Regions from separate parts of the Homo sapiens genome. Here region 2 is linked to region 1. Evidence: chromatin contacts called from ENCODE Hi-C or POLR2A ChIA-PET data. All regions are on one chromosome and are shown on one strand. The core of a region is the stretch at or near the end of the contact, and the rest is flanking DNA. Distances in the headings are between cores, read along the strand shown. Region 1 holds the start of PSMC3 (proteasome 26S subunit, ATPase 3). Region 2 overlaps MADD (MAP kinase activating death domain).

Evidence for each region. A loop is a pair of places that touch in the nucleus more often than their neighbours do. ChIA-PET counts read pairs that join two places held with the same protein, here RNA polymerase II (POLR2A). Pooled maps may share reads with other maps.
Region 2: a map of B cell shows a loop between it and region 1 (14-fold over the local background). The contact joins the enhancer-like site here to the promoter of PSMC3 in region 1. A Hi-C loop is called at or near these places in 3 of 168 maps with a recorded cell type or tissue (B cell, CD14-positive monocyte and naive thymus-derived CD4-positive, alpha-beta T cell) and 9 of 50 pooled maps. POLR2A ChIA-PET finds 5 or more read pairs at or near these places in 3 of 52 experiments (A549, activated CD4-positive, alpha-beta T cell and naive thymus-derived CD8-positive, alpha-beta T cell).

The regions. Positions count from the first base shown.
Region 1 is chr11:47,424,624-47,431,104 of GRCh38, reverse strand. PSMC3 (proteasome 26S subunit, ATPase 3) reads left to right here and starts at 4,666. Exons shown (of 12, transcript NM_002804.5): 1 at 4,666-4,900; 2 at 5,155-5,238; 3 at 5,859-5,984; 4 at 6,394-6,481. The coding sequence starts at 4,826. RefSeq lists silencers at 4,428-4,557, 4,828-5,039 and an enhancer at 4,658-4,857.
Region 2 is chr11:47,324,493-47,330,761 of GRCh38, reverse strand. MADD (MAP kinase activating death domain) reads right to left here. Exons shown (of 37, transcript NM_001376571.1): 33 at 6,185-6,269; 34 at 4,210-4,218; 35 at 3,955-4,024; 36 at 2,058-2,104; 37 at 731-1,716. The coding sequence ends at 1,612. Among named protein-coding and RNA genes, the nearest start is that of MYBPC3, 25 kb to the left of the region's middle. Within about 2 kb of position 2,166, at least 3 of the 41 ENCODE cell types and tissues checked have a DNase peak (open chromatin) inside an H3K27ac peak, as active enhancers do; they include B cell, where a contact is called at or near this core.

The DNA of each region.
Region 1 (6,481 bases), core at 3,417-5,916:
CGGCCTCCCAAAGTGCTGGGATTACAGGCGTGAGCCACCGCGCCTGGCTGCTTGTACTTTTAATGGCAAAAACTGCAATTACTTCTGCACCAACCTGCTATATAAAGAGATGTAGTATAAGGACTTGGCTCATGTGATTATGGAGTCTGGCAAGTCCCTAGATCTGCAGGGTGAGTTCTGGAGACCGAGGAGACTTGATGGTTTTGTTCCAGCCTGATTCAGAAGGTCTGAGAACCAGGAGAGCCGATGGGGTAGTTCTCCTCTGAAGGCTGTCAGGCTCAAGCCCTGTGAAGAATAATGTTTCAGTTCAACTCCAAAGGCAGAAAAGACCTTTATGCCTGTCAGAAGGGAATCTGGCAGGAAGAACTCCCTCGGAGTCAGCCTTTCTGTTCAACGCCTGCAACTGACAGGATGAGGCCCGCCCACATTAGAGAGGGCAACCTGCTTTCCTCAGTCTCCTGATTTAAATGTCAATCTTGTCTAAAAACAGCCTGACAAAAAGACCCAGAATAATGTTGAACCAAACACCTGGGCATCCCATGGCCCAGTCAAAATTAATCATCACAGGAGGGTTAGGGTAGAATCCAGGAGACCAGTGGAAAGGTCCCCATAATAATCTAGGGGTAGCGGTGGCTCATGCCTATAATCCCAGCACTTTGGGAGATGGAGGCGGGCAGACCGCTTGAGGTCAGGAGTTCGAGACCAGCCTGGCCAACATGGTGAAACCCCATCTCTACTAAAAATATAAAAATTAGCCAGGCATGGTGGTGTACACCTGTAATCTCAGCTACTTGGGAGGCTGAGGGAAGAGAATTGCTTGAACCTCGGAGGCAGAGGTTGCAGTGAGCCAAGATAGTACCACCACACTCCAGCCTGGGCAACAGAGCAAGACTCCATCTCAAATGCAACAGCAATGCCAAATAATAATAATAAGCTAGGTCTGAGATGATGGTGGCTTGAACCAGGGTGATAGGCAATGGAGGGAGTGAGAAATGGTCCTATTCAAGGGGGTTAGGAGGAGTTATATCTTTCGTTTTGGAAATTTTCAAATAGATACAAAAGGAGAGAAACCAATGATTTCCATCTCAGCCTTAACTATGCATTTCAGCACATGGACAATCTTGTTTACCCCCAAAAGCCCCACCAAGCTCCACACCCTCCGCTTGATTGTTTTGATTCAGATCTTACTATTTCTGAATTCTGGATATTTGTTTAAGGTAAAGTAATCCCAGCACTTTGGGAGGCCAAGACGGGTGGATCACCTGAGGTTAGGAGTTCAAGACCAGCCTGACCAACATGGAGAAACCCCACCTCTACTAAAAATACAAAATTAGCCAGGCATGGTGGTGCATGCCTGTAATCCCAGCTACTCGGGAGGCTGAGGCAGGAGAATTGCTTGAACCCAGGAGGTGGAGGTTGCAGTGAGCCCAGATCGTGCCACTGCACTCCAGCCTGGACAACAAGAGTGAAACTCTGTCTCAGAAAAAAAAAACCAAAAACACAAAAATTAGCTGGGTGTGGTGGTGTGCATCTGTAGTCCCAGCTACTCAGGAGGCTGAGGTGGGAGAATCACCACTGCACTCCAGCCTGGGTGACAGACTGAGACTCTGTCTCAAAACAAACAAACAAAAACAAAGAATGACTCCAGGGTTTTGGCCTGGTGGCTCTCACCCTAGCTTGATGCCAAGACAGAAACATCTGTTCTAGGCCTGGCCTAGACCTCTTCTCTCTAGAGGCCCAGATGGACCAGAGGTCCCTAATTCAGCCAACCTCTTTCTCCCTGAAGACATGCTCTGCTCCAGGTTCCCAGCTCCTTGCTGGGACTGACCTCCTGGTACTTCCTTGACCTTTTTGAGCAGAGTGAACCTTCATAAACTATTCTCCTTTTTCTCCCATCTCCCCAAGACATTCCTACTCCTGGGCTCCCAAGATAATCAATCCCTGTCATTCTAGCCAGGATTAAAGAAGGAGATGTTCAGGGCCGGGTGCAGTGGCTCACGCCTCTAATCCCAGCACTTTGGGAGGTGGAGGCGAGAGGATCATGAGGCGGTCGAGACCATCCTGGCCAACATGGTGACACCCCGTCTCTACTAAAATACAAAAATTAGCTGGGCTTGGTGGTGGGTGTCTGTAATCCCAGCTACTCAGGAGGCTGAGACAGGAGAATTGCTTGAACACAGGAGGCGGAGGTTGCAGTGAGCCAAGATCGCACCACTGAACTCAAGCCTGGGCGACAGAGCAAGACTTCGTCTCAAAAAAAAAAAAAAAAAAAAAAAAAGCAGGCCAAGGGCTTATACTTCAAAGGTGAAGGATAAATGAGGACCTGGATCATATATCTAGAGGGATGAGGTATCAGGGGTGGGGGGATTCCGTTAAACTGACTAGCAGGATTTTTGTGAAAACAGGGTTAGACAGGTTGATGACAGGGATGAAGGAACAGCCCACAAGGCCTAGTCAAAAAAAGATGGCTCAGGCCGGGCGCGGTGGCTCATGCCTGTAGTCCCAGCACTTTGGGAGGCCGAGGCGGGCGGATCACGAGGTCAGGAGATCGAGGCCATCCCGGCTAAAACGGTGAAACCCCGTCTCTACTAAAAATACAAAAAATTAGCCGGGCGTAGTGGCGGGCGCCTGTAGTCCCAGCTACTTGGGAGGCTGAGGCAGGAGAATGGCGTGAACCCGGGAGGCGGAGCTTGCAGTGAGCCGAGATCCCGCCACTGCACTCCAGCCTGGGCGACAGAGCGAAACTCCGTCTCAAAAAAAAAAAAAAAAAAAAAAAGATGGCTCAGAAGAGCCTACCTAAAAGTTGGTTAAGGGGAGAATGTCTGCATCCCTCCTAGGCCCAGGCTGGAGGCTTTCTAAACATATTCGTATTTGTCAGGATCTCCAAAAGTAGGCCCCAGAATGGGACCCAACTGACCCAGGCATAGTGGGACCAGCACAGATTGGACAGTCTTTCCCCTCTGGGCTTCTTGGCTCCTATCGGGCAACTCAAAGTGAGAATTTGGGGTCAGCAGTCCTAGTGCTGCCAGTGACTCACTGAATAACCTCCAGCAAGGCACTTAACCTCTCTGAGCCTCCCTATGCTTATTTAAATTTGAGAATGGTAATTCAGTCTGTCCACAAGGCAGGCTTGTTGAGAGAATGGAATAAAGCACTGTTACTTGAGGAGACGCTTTGTCAGCCTGAGTGAGCAGCTGTACATGTTGTTATTTAAAGAAAAAAATTCTGCTTTCAACCGTGTTCCAAAAAAAACTACTGCAAAGGCTAGGTGTAGTGGTTCATGCCTATAGTACCAACACTTTAGGAGGCTGAGGCAGGAAGATCACTTACGCCCAGGAGTTTGAGACCAGCCTGGTCAACATGGTGAAACCTTGTCTCTACTAAAAATACAAAAATTAGTTGGGCGTGGTGGTGGGTGCCTGTAATCCCAGCTACTTGAGAGGCTGAGGCAGGAGAATCCATTGAACCCGGGAGGCGGAGGTTGCGGTAGGGAGAGACCGCGCCACTGCATTCCAGCCTGGGCGACAGAGCGAGACTCCGTCTCAAAAAACAAAAAACAAACAAGCAAACAAAAAAAAGGCAACGATTGCACAGATTTTCATCAGGTTAACAGAGTGTTTGTGATGGTTTGACTTGAAATATAAGCTATGTTGCTTACATGAAGTTCCCTTTAAAGGGGCTCCAGGGCTCACCTCAAAGGATAAGGAGAGATCATTTAAAATAGCCGACAAGGGTACAACGAATGAGTCTCCCATGATCCGGAGACCCGCTCTGCTCACTGAGATTACTAACCATGGTCAGAGAAAACAAACAATTGCAGATACGAGACATAATTTTTTTTGAGACGGAGTCTCGCTCTGTCGCCCAGGCTGGAGTGCAGTGGCGCGATCACGGCTCACTGCAAGCTCCGCCTCCGAGGTTCATGCCATTCTCCTGGCTCAGCCCGGAGTAGCTGGGACTACGGGCGCCCACCACCACGCCCGGCTAATTTTTTGTATATTTAGTAGAGACGGGGTTTCACCGTGTTAGCCAGGATGGTCTCGATCTCCTGACCTCGTGATCCGCCCGCCTCGGCCTCCCAAAGTGCTGGGATTACAGGCGTGAGCCACCGCGCCCGGCCCGAGTCATAATGTTTTTAATCGTAGAGGCTGATGGTCAATTGAGTTCTTCCCACGTGGACAATTCCGTGAAGCCTGCTCTGACGTTAGGAGCAGCAGCGATTTCTCTTTAAAGCTGGTTAATGATTCCCTCCCGTAACTCCGGGTGGCCAGCTTGTACTTAAATAATTGTAAAAATGCGGACTGAGGTGGCATGCCTTTTTGGCCCTTTGCACACGGCTGGCCTATGTCGTTTATTAATTGGGAGGCAGTGTCATTGTGTAAATCCCCTTATTCCTAGCGGGGTCACGGTCTGAGTTTGAACGCGCCCCTCCGCAAGCATCTGTCACGGGCCAGATTAAAGACTACATTTCCCAAAGGCCCTCGCGGATCCCACCCTTCTCCCTCCCTTTCCGGTTTTACACATAGGCCCCGCCCCCAACGCGCGTGTCGGCCAATAGCGGCCCCACCTCTCGCGCCCGGCAAAAATAGGACGCGGGCGGGAACGTTTCGGGGTCCGCGGGGGCGGGGCCTGTGGCCAGGGGTTGGTCTTTGGAATCGGAGAGGCAGATTCGCTGCTCCGCAGCACGGCCGGAGCTGGTCGGGTCAAGAGTCGGGATTTGTGGGGAGAGGTTTTCCACTGGTCAAGAGAAGGCTTTAAGAAAGACGGTATTAATCTCCCGTTGCGGCTCCCGCCTGGTCCCATCTTCTGCCCGCTCCTCCAGGAAATGAATCTGCTGCCGAATATTGAGAGTCCAGTGACTCGGCAGGAGAAGATGGCGACCGTGTGGGATGAGGCCGAGGTGGGCACCGGGCGAGCTGGCGGTCCGGGAACCGGGGCCCGCAGGGAGACGCCATTGACAAGAGGGAAGGAGGTGGCTGGGGGTCAAGGTCTGGCCCGATCCCGGGGACGGGGTTGTTTGGGATGTGGGCAGGGGTCCTGACTCCATCCTGGTTTTATGGGCGTGGAAACTGAGGCTGTGAGTGGGTTCGGAGAACGAGGGATGCTTGTCCTGAGTAAAAGTAAATATATAAATAAACAAATAATTTTTTACAGCAAGATGGAATTGGGGAGGAGGTGCTCAAGATGTCCACGGAGGAGATCATCCAGCGCACACGGCTGCTGGACAGTGAGATCAAGGTGGGCGCACAGCTCCTGTGCGGGCGATGGAGCCCCCACAGGACAGGCCCCGGCGATCCGAGTCGCCTCTCGTACTTCCTAATCGGGCACCCTGGGGGAGACATGGGGCTCGGGCTTCCCCCTCATATCAGGAAGAGAGGAAAGAAAACTAAGCCTTAAAAGGGACAAGAAGACAGGTAGGGGGTGGTGGGAGGCCTGGGCTGAGATGAGAAGTTATCAGATTGCCTTTCCCAGTGAGAACTGGGAATAATCCTCTCAAGAATCCTTCTTTTAGTAAAATGCCTATTTTACAGATGAGGAGACAGGCCCAGAGAGGTTTGTACTGCGATAAAGCACCCAGTTCTTACTATGAGGCAGAACCTAAAACCTATGTTTGCCTCTCTCGGAGGCCTGCTTTTATTCCAATACTACCACTATTTCACCAGGAGGTTTCCAAACTGGCCTCCTCTTTTGACTTCTGCAGGATGTGGACACAGTCAGACTCTGCCTTCAGAGAGCCTCAGAGCTGGATGAATGGATGCGGGAGGGTCCCCTGGGCACCCTGGACCTCACTAGTTACAGGGCTCTAGCATAAGCTGTGCCAGGGTTTATATTTGCTTCTCCTCCCCTCCTGATCTCAGATCATGAAGAGTGAAGTGTTGAGAGTCACCCATGAGCTCCAAGCCATGAAGGACAAGATAAAAGAGAACAGTGAGAAAATCAAAGTGAACAAGACCCTGCCGTACCTTGTCTCCAACGTCATCGAGGTGTGTGTGTATGTGGAGGGGAAGAGAGGGAGTCAGCAGGGAATGGGGACAGCCTGGGGTGGGGCCACTAGGGAAAGAGTGGGTGGAGGTATTGAGGCCAAACTGCATGTCAGAGCTACACCTCCTGGGGCACTTTCATGGGGAAGACGGGGCCTGCAAAGTCCTGGGAGGTCTCACGTGTCTCCTTTTCTGTTGGTTATGTCTCCTCCGGGGTAGATGAGCCCTGTGCAGAGGAGCAGCACCTACACAGAGATCAATCCCTGGGCTTAGCAGGGGCACCCACGTTTGGTGGGCTCAGGGCTATTGGAGGAGGGAGGTAAGGATGGCCAGCCCTGCAGGTATTAGGAACTGTCTTAGGAAGCACTGGGCCTTGGGGAGTTCAAGGAGCTGAGTATTTTTTCCTTCCCAGCTCCTGGATGTTGATCCTAATGACCAAGAGGAGGATGGTGCCAATATTGACCTGGACTCCCAGAGGAAGGGCAAGTGTGCTGTGATCA
Region 2 (6,269 bases), core at 917-3,416, 98 kb after region 1:
GAGCTGCACTAGGTGGCTTTGGAGTCCCAGCCAGCAATAAGCCAGCAGCGGGTTCAGACCCATATCCCCGGTGGGAGACAGCAACCCAATCCAGTCCAGGACGCTGGGCACCAGAAAGGTGTCAGGGCCAGGGCCCCACTCTGCTCTCACTTCCCCCATGGGGAGCCTAAATCCGAGCATCTGTTTCCTTTTGGGCGCGGGAAGCCAGCAGGTCTCAAATTCCCTGAGAGTGCAGCCAGGTTTTTCCAGGACAGAATTCCATGAAGGCAGCTCCTAGGGGAGCTTCTGGGAGTTCTATGCAGTGGAAGACACTCCTGGCCAGGAGTCCGGGGCCCTGTGGGAGGCCCTGGCTGAATCACCACACCTCTCTCGACCATACCCACCTGTAAGGGAACGGAGAGGGCCAGGGCCTTGGCTTTCTTTCACTTAATCTCAGTTCAGGTGAGGACGCCCAGTCTGGCTGCTCCCTCTAGCAGCCTGTTCATTCATGGCAGCCCAGCTCTCTGCAGGGCCCTCAGGTGCCCAGGAAGGAAAGCTCCTCCCGCAGCCTTGCTCTAGGAGCCCAGAACAGGGGAGCTGGGGCCTCCGTGTGCCAAAGCTTGGACATGGATGACCTCATCTCCTTCCTTCCTTCCAGCCTGAGGTGACTTTTTAGAGTCCAGGGATAGCTTTCCTCAGGCCTGAGCCAAGAGGAGGTGTCATTTAACACAAGGCAGCCAGGGAGCCTGAAGGGAGTTGAGGACATTTATTTCACATTCACACAACTGTACATTTTCTATAAATAATGTGGGGCTGAAATATTTACAGTCATTTCTTGCCCATACCCAGGCTGTCTCTCCCTCCTGACACCCCGTGCCTGGAGAGACAGCCTGCAGACAGATGTGCAAACCCAGCTTGGTCTTTCCTGCCCCCTCCCTGATGCTCAGGCAGAGCAGCCAGCGGTCCCTGGGACTCCACTAGCCTCGACCACTCCATCCTCTGATGCCGAAGGCATGGCAGGCCACAGGGAATTCGCCGCTCCACTGCAGTCACAGAGGCTGTGGCAGGCAGCAGCCAACACTGCGGGCCCTGGGCAGTAGCTGCCGGCTTGGGAATGCAGAAGGAAGCAGGGAGGCTGCCACTCACTCCGGCTGCCCCCCAATTCTTCCCTTCCTCTCTGTGCCCTTCCTCTGAGAGGGTGAGCCCCAGGGTTCCCTCACTCCTCACAGAGTGAAACTGCTCCAGGCGCCCAGTCATGCCGGGTCACAGAGAAGGGAGAGCCAGACTCTTGCAGTGGACAGTTATAACGCCAGGGACAAGGACAAGGAACCACAACACAAATGTCTCAAGGACACAAAATAGTGGGTTCACACCGGCCCCACAGACTGTACACATTCTTGAGCCCTGAGGGGAAGGCAGTTTGGTCTTCTGGGAGTGGAGAGGGAGAAGGTGGACACGCTCAAGACACACTCAGAGGGACACATAACCGGTAACCAACCAAGCCACAGCAGGGGGCTTGCAGAGGACACACGAGCATCATCCACTCCTCAGTCACAGCAGCATCGTGCACTTGGGAACAGCAAGGGGCCAGGGGCGTGCCCTGGGCTGGGGCAGCTGCGTAGCCCCTCTCCATCAGCTAGAGACAGGCCGGGGCGGGGTTCTGAGATCTTCCTCACTGCTATGAACTGCAGCCACGTACGAGAAGAGACATAATACGGAGTAGCAGATTTCGTGGGCCTAGAGGAGAGAAAACCAGGCGGATCACGATACTGAGACTCCTCCATCTCCATATGTGAAGGATCTGCCAATGGGCAACTCCTGCCCTAACACTGGGCATGGGCCTCTGGGCTAAACGTGAGCTCCAAGCAAGGAAGCTGTCCCCATGGGAGAGGGGATCCGTGTGTGTGTGTCTGTCTCTCAGGGCTCAAGACCTGTTTCAGCCTGAGTTGAACCTTTGGCAACAAAACGAGGTCCCCACTCACCCCTGTGCGCTCAGAGGGCCCTCCCCTCCTCCTGTCCGAAGGTCCCCCAGGGAGCCCTGCGCACCGTGGCCCATCAGGGTTGAGCGGCACACTCACCATTGGTGTCTTGTACTTGTGGCTCACCACTTCTTTAATTTCAGGAACTAAAACCGGACGGGCAAGAGACAAAACAGAAAGTTCAACACTAAGAGCAATCGTGCCATGCTCCCCCAGGCGGCAGCGCCCGGCGTCAGGGTCCCCTTCCCCTCTGTGGCCTCTCACAGTGGCTGCAGCAGCTTAGGCTATGACAGGGCAGAGGCCACCAGAGGCTCTGTCCAGACTCTGCCAGCTGGGAGGACATGGCCCTAGCCTCCTCAGCTAGGCCTCTGTCATCCGCAGTGGCGTTTACTTGATGGCCGTGATTCTACCCACTTCTTTGAAAGCCCTGGATGGGAGGGACGGGCCTTTCACCAGCCTGGTCACAGCTACTGTCCAGGGCCCCTGAGGAGCTGCAGTGGGGAATTCCCAGGTTTTGGCTGGGAGGAGAGAGCTCTCTCTAGCTTGTGTCCAACTTTGCTGAGACACCCGTGAACTCGTCACCAGCCTGAAAATTGGGTCATGTTAAACACAGTTCCCGTTATTCCCAGCCCCCTACACAGAGGGTCTTGAGGCTGGATGAAGAGGTAACATGATATAAACCCACAGGATGTGGCAGTGTCCTTCCCTGAGTGGCAGGAGAAGCCCAGACCTGCCTGTGTGAGGGAGAGCGTCTGAGGGCTCTGGAGCAACACACCCAGCAGAAGACAGGCGAGTACAGCACCCAGGGAGGGAGGTGACAGGGAGCATCAGGCAAAATACACACATGTCCACAGCCCAGAAGGCAAGAGTGAGAGTCCCCCCGCTCCAGCCATGCAGGGGTTCTGCTTGGCCAGAGGAAGGAGTAGGCCCCCCAGGCTCAGCCACCATCATGGCCCCTTGAGACTGGGAGCAGAGGGGCCTGGCATCTCCCTGGGGGCCAGAAAAGGCAGGAGGAGAATTGGCCGTACCTTCTTCTGACCCTGGGAGGTAGAATTTGGGGGAACCCAGGGTCAGCAGGGAATAAACTCATCAAAGGTAGAGCAAGAAGCCCCAGGCCATTCTCCCGAGTTGGAAGATTCCCCCAAGTATCTCTCTGACAGAAGAGAGAAGGGAACACACGGGGAGGAAAGTCCAGTGAGCCGGTGAGAAGGGGGAGGCAAGGTAGGAAGAAAGAGGGTAGGGGAGAAAGGAAGAGACGAGCTGGCAGTGTGAGGAGCTGGTTCGATGGGAGCTACCCACCCAGGGCAGGGCCCAAGGCAGAGACCTGGGGAGAGGCAGCACGAGCCGAGGTCACTTTACCTGCTGGAGAACGAAGGTTTTCATAGCAGCGATGAGGGGCACAAAAGAATGAAGCACAAACACAGCAGGAACTCAAAGCCCCAGGGTGAGAACCCACTACACCACTCCCTAGCGCTGGCTCCCAGCTTCCGGCTACAGCTGTCCCGCTAGACTCCTCTGTCCCTCAAGTGAGTCTGCCTGCGACGCCCGGTGCCCCTTTGTCTGGCACAGAGGCCAGGTGGAGACCAGAGCGGCGCCAGGGAGGCTGGCTAGCGCACTGGGCTGCTAGAGAGATTGCAGCAGGTGACATGGACATAGTGGAGCTTGGGGGTCGCCAGTCTGCTGTGTCCCAAACTTTCTGACCACTGGCTGGCCCAGCACGGGGAGGTGGTGCTACTTCACTGAGCTGCTTCAGGACCACCTCTAAACTCGAAACCCACCTGAGGCCCCATTTGCTCTTCTGCGATCCATTATCTATCTTTCCCTTCCACATCCCGGCTCTCATCTCAGGGGTCCCTTTTCTTCCTTGTCACTCCTGCTCCTCCTGACTTCTCTACAGAGGTTCTTCTTCTCCCTGCCCCTAGACCCTCCTCTGGAGCTCCGAGGTTTGAGTTACTGCCATGTGAGTCCAGACCTAAGAGCAAAATAGTGTAATTACCAAATTCCTCCAGGACAAAGACGCCTCGAACTGTATTGCACTTTTTAATGTGATTCAGCTCTATGAAAACCTGCAAGAGAGGGAGGGAGGCCGGGGTAAGGCCCACAGGCTCCACCCCTGCCCCACACAGCACACTCTCCCAGCTACAGCCCCACCCACACAAAGAAAGTCTATTTCCCAAAGAGAGGACAGAAGAATCCACACGCACACAACTCAAAAGCGCTAAGAAGCGAAGATAGCAGAAAGGGCATGTACCTTCCGCTCCTGGCCGGAGGAGAAAGCATGGGAGAGAAATGAAGGCGTTAGTTTGAATGGTCAAACCCAACCCGAAGGCCCTGCTGCTGGCCTGGGCTGCCCGCCCGTACCCTCTGCCCAGGGCAGTGCTTGTAAGACACAGTGCCCCAGGGGTCCCCACTCAGCCCATTAGGTCTCTACCCTTCCATGCATCCTCCTCCGGCGCAGAGGGCTGGCACGGGCGCAAAGCTCCCCTCAGACTGTCCTCAGGGTGGGAGGTGTTGGTATCCTCCTTGAAACAGGATCCAGGATCTCCCAAGAGGTATGTGGTGATAATAATATCAGCTACCACTTGCTGAGCACCTACTTGGGGTTTTACAAATACGATTTCTAATCTCTGCACCTACTACGTGACACAGTAAATAGTATTACCCCCATTTTCTACATGAGGAAACTATGGATCAGAAAGTTTCTTTGCCCATGAACGTGGAAGCTGGGCTTCAAATCCAAGCATGTCCTCACACCGAAGCCTGTGCTTTTCCCATTTACCCCAGACTGCACAGCTCCACCAGGAGGTCTGCTGCCTCCTCCACTCCAACTGAACACTGTGTGGCAGAATAGGGGGCAGGTCGCTATCTCATTACTAACTGTGAGGTGAGATTGAGAACCCGGGCTTTCCTCCCCTTCTCTGCAGTCTATCTTCTAGGGGCCAAGCCTTCAACCACAGACTGGCTTGGATGGCTGCCCAGTGGGGCTATGCCAAGGGCAGGACGAGGAACAGGGCAGAGCACCTGGGCGTTGCTCAGCAAGATCTCATCTTCAGAGGCCACGGCGCTAAAATGTGGTCAGAAGTCTGCTCCCCAAGAAGTACTGACACCTTTGTGGTCCAGAAAAGCACTTAGGTAGACCCCTCTCTGGGATGGTCCTAAGGTCTTTGGGGTTGGCTACTGCCCTAAGTCCTAAATTGAAAATATACTAAGGGGCTGCTGGCAGCCTGCGCAGCCATTTCCTGTTAAACCAAAGCTGCCCAGCTACGTTCCTGAAAGAGAGCTACAACGGCTAGCGGAGGGAGGGAGACAGCCACGTCAGTCAGGCATCCACCTCCCCTGAGGGTCTGCGGCCTGGCCAGGGTCTGTGGGGCTTCACACATTTGGGTCTGGCTCAGAGCCTCAGGGAGAGGAACCCGGACATCAGGGAAAGAGGAGGGAAGGCACTTGTGTGAGGAGTCAGAGCTGTGAACGGACCTGGGATGATGCGCTGGCCTCAGAAAGGAATTAGCTTAAGGAATGTCCACTGAGAGAAAAAGGTAACACTGTGTTAAAAGACCAAGAGAGAAAAAAAAAAGTCAGCTCCTATGGTGGAATTACAATGAGGGAAAGATGTATCCACAAGTGCTCCCCAATCAAAAGAAAGGGAATGGGGCCTGTGGAGCAGGGGACAGAGTGGGAACACTCAGAGGAAGGAAAAGAACAGGAAGAAGAATCCGCAGAAGAAAAAGGCAAATAAACACACTCCAGAGAGGACAGATACAAGCTACTTACACACAAGCACGCAGGCACGCACGCACGCACACGCAAGCTGCACGCACACCAGAAAGACACAAGGAGATCGGCCAGTCTAGACTCTCAAAGCAAAACCACCAAGCAGAAGCATATCCTGGGAATAGAGGAAGGCAGAGACACTGCAGGGGAAGGGCCAAGTGAGACGCTCCCACTCACACTGTGTGGAGTCCAACGGATGGGGCAGCGTGGCCACCTGGCCTCGCTCCTGCCCAGCCTCCCCCACGGGCTCCCTGGTGCACCTTCACAGCGCCAGGTGGTCGCCAACGTCACTGTGCCCTCCCCTGGGGTTTCTTTCCTGGGTCCAGCTGCTCCAGTTCTCCCTCTAGCTCCAGAGGGCCCTCTCTCATGCTTGCTGGGGAAGTACTGGGGGCTTGGACATTGGTCCTTCTTACAGATGGAACGACAGGGAGCCTCGTGCTGCCGCTCGCACCTACCTGATTGTGCATGAATTTGAGGTTGATCCCTTCCAGGGTCACCTGCAGCAGGCCACCCTCACCAGTCTTCAGGTCCTGCACAGGG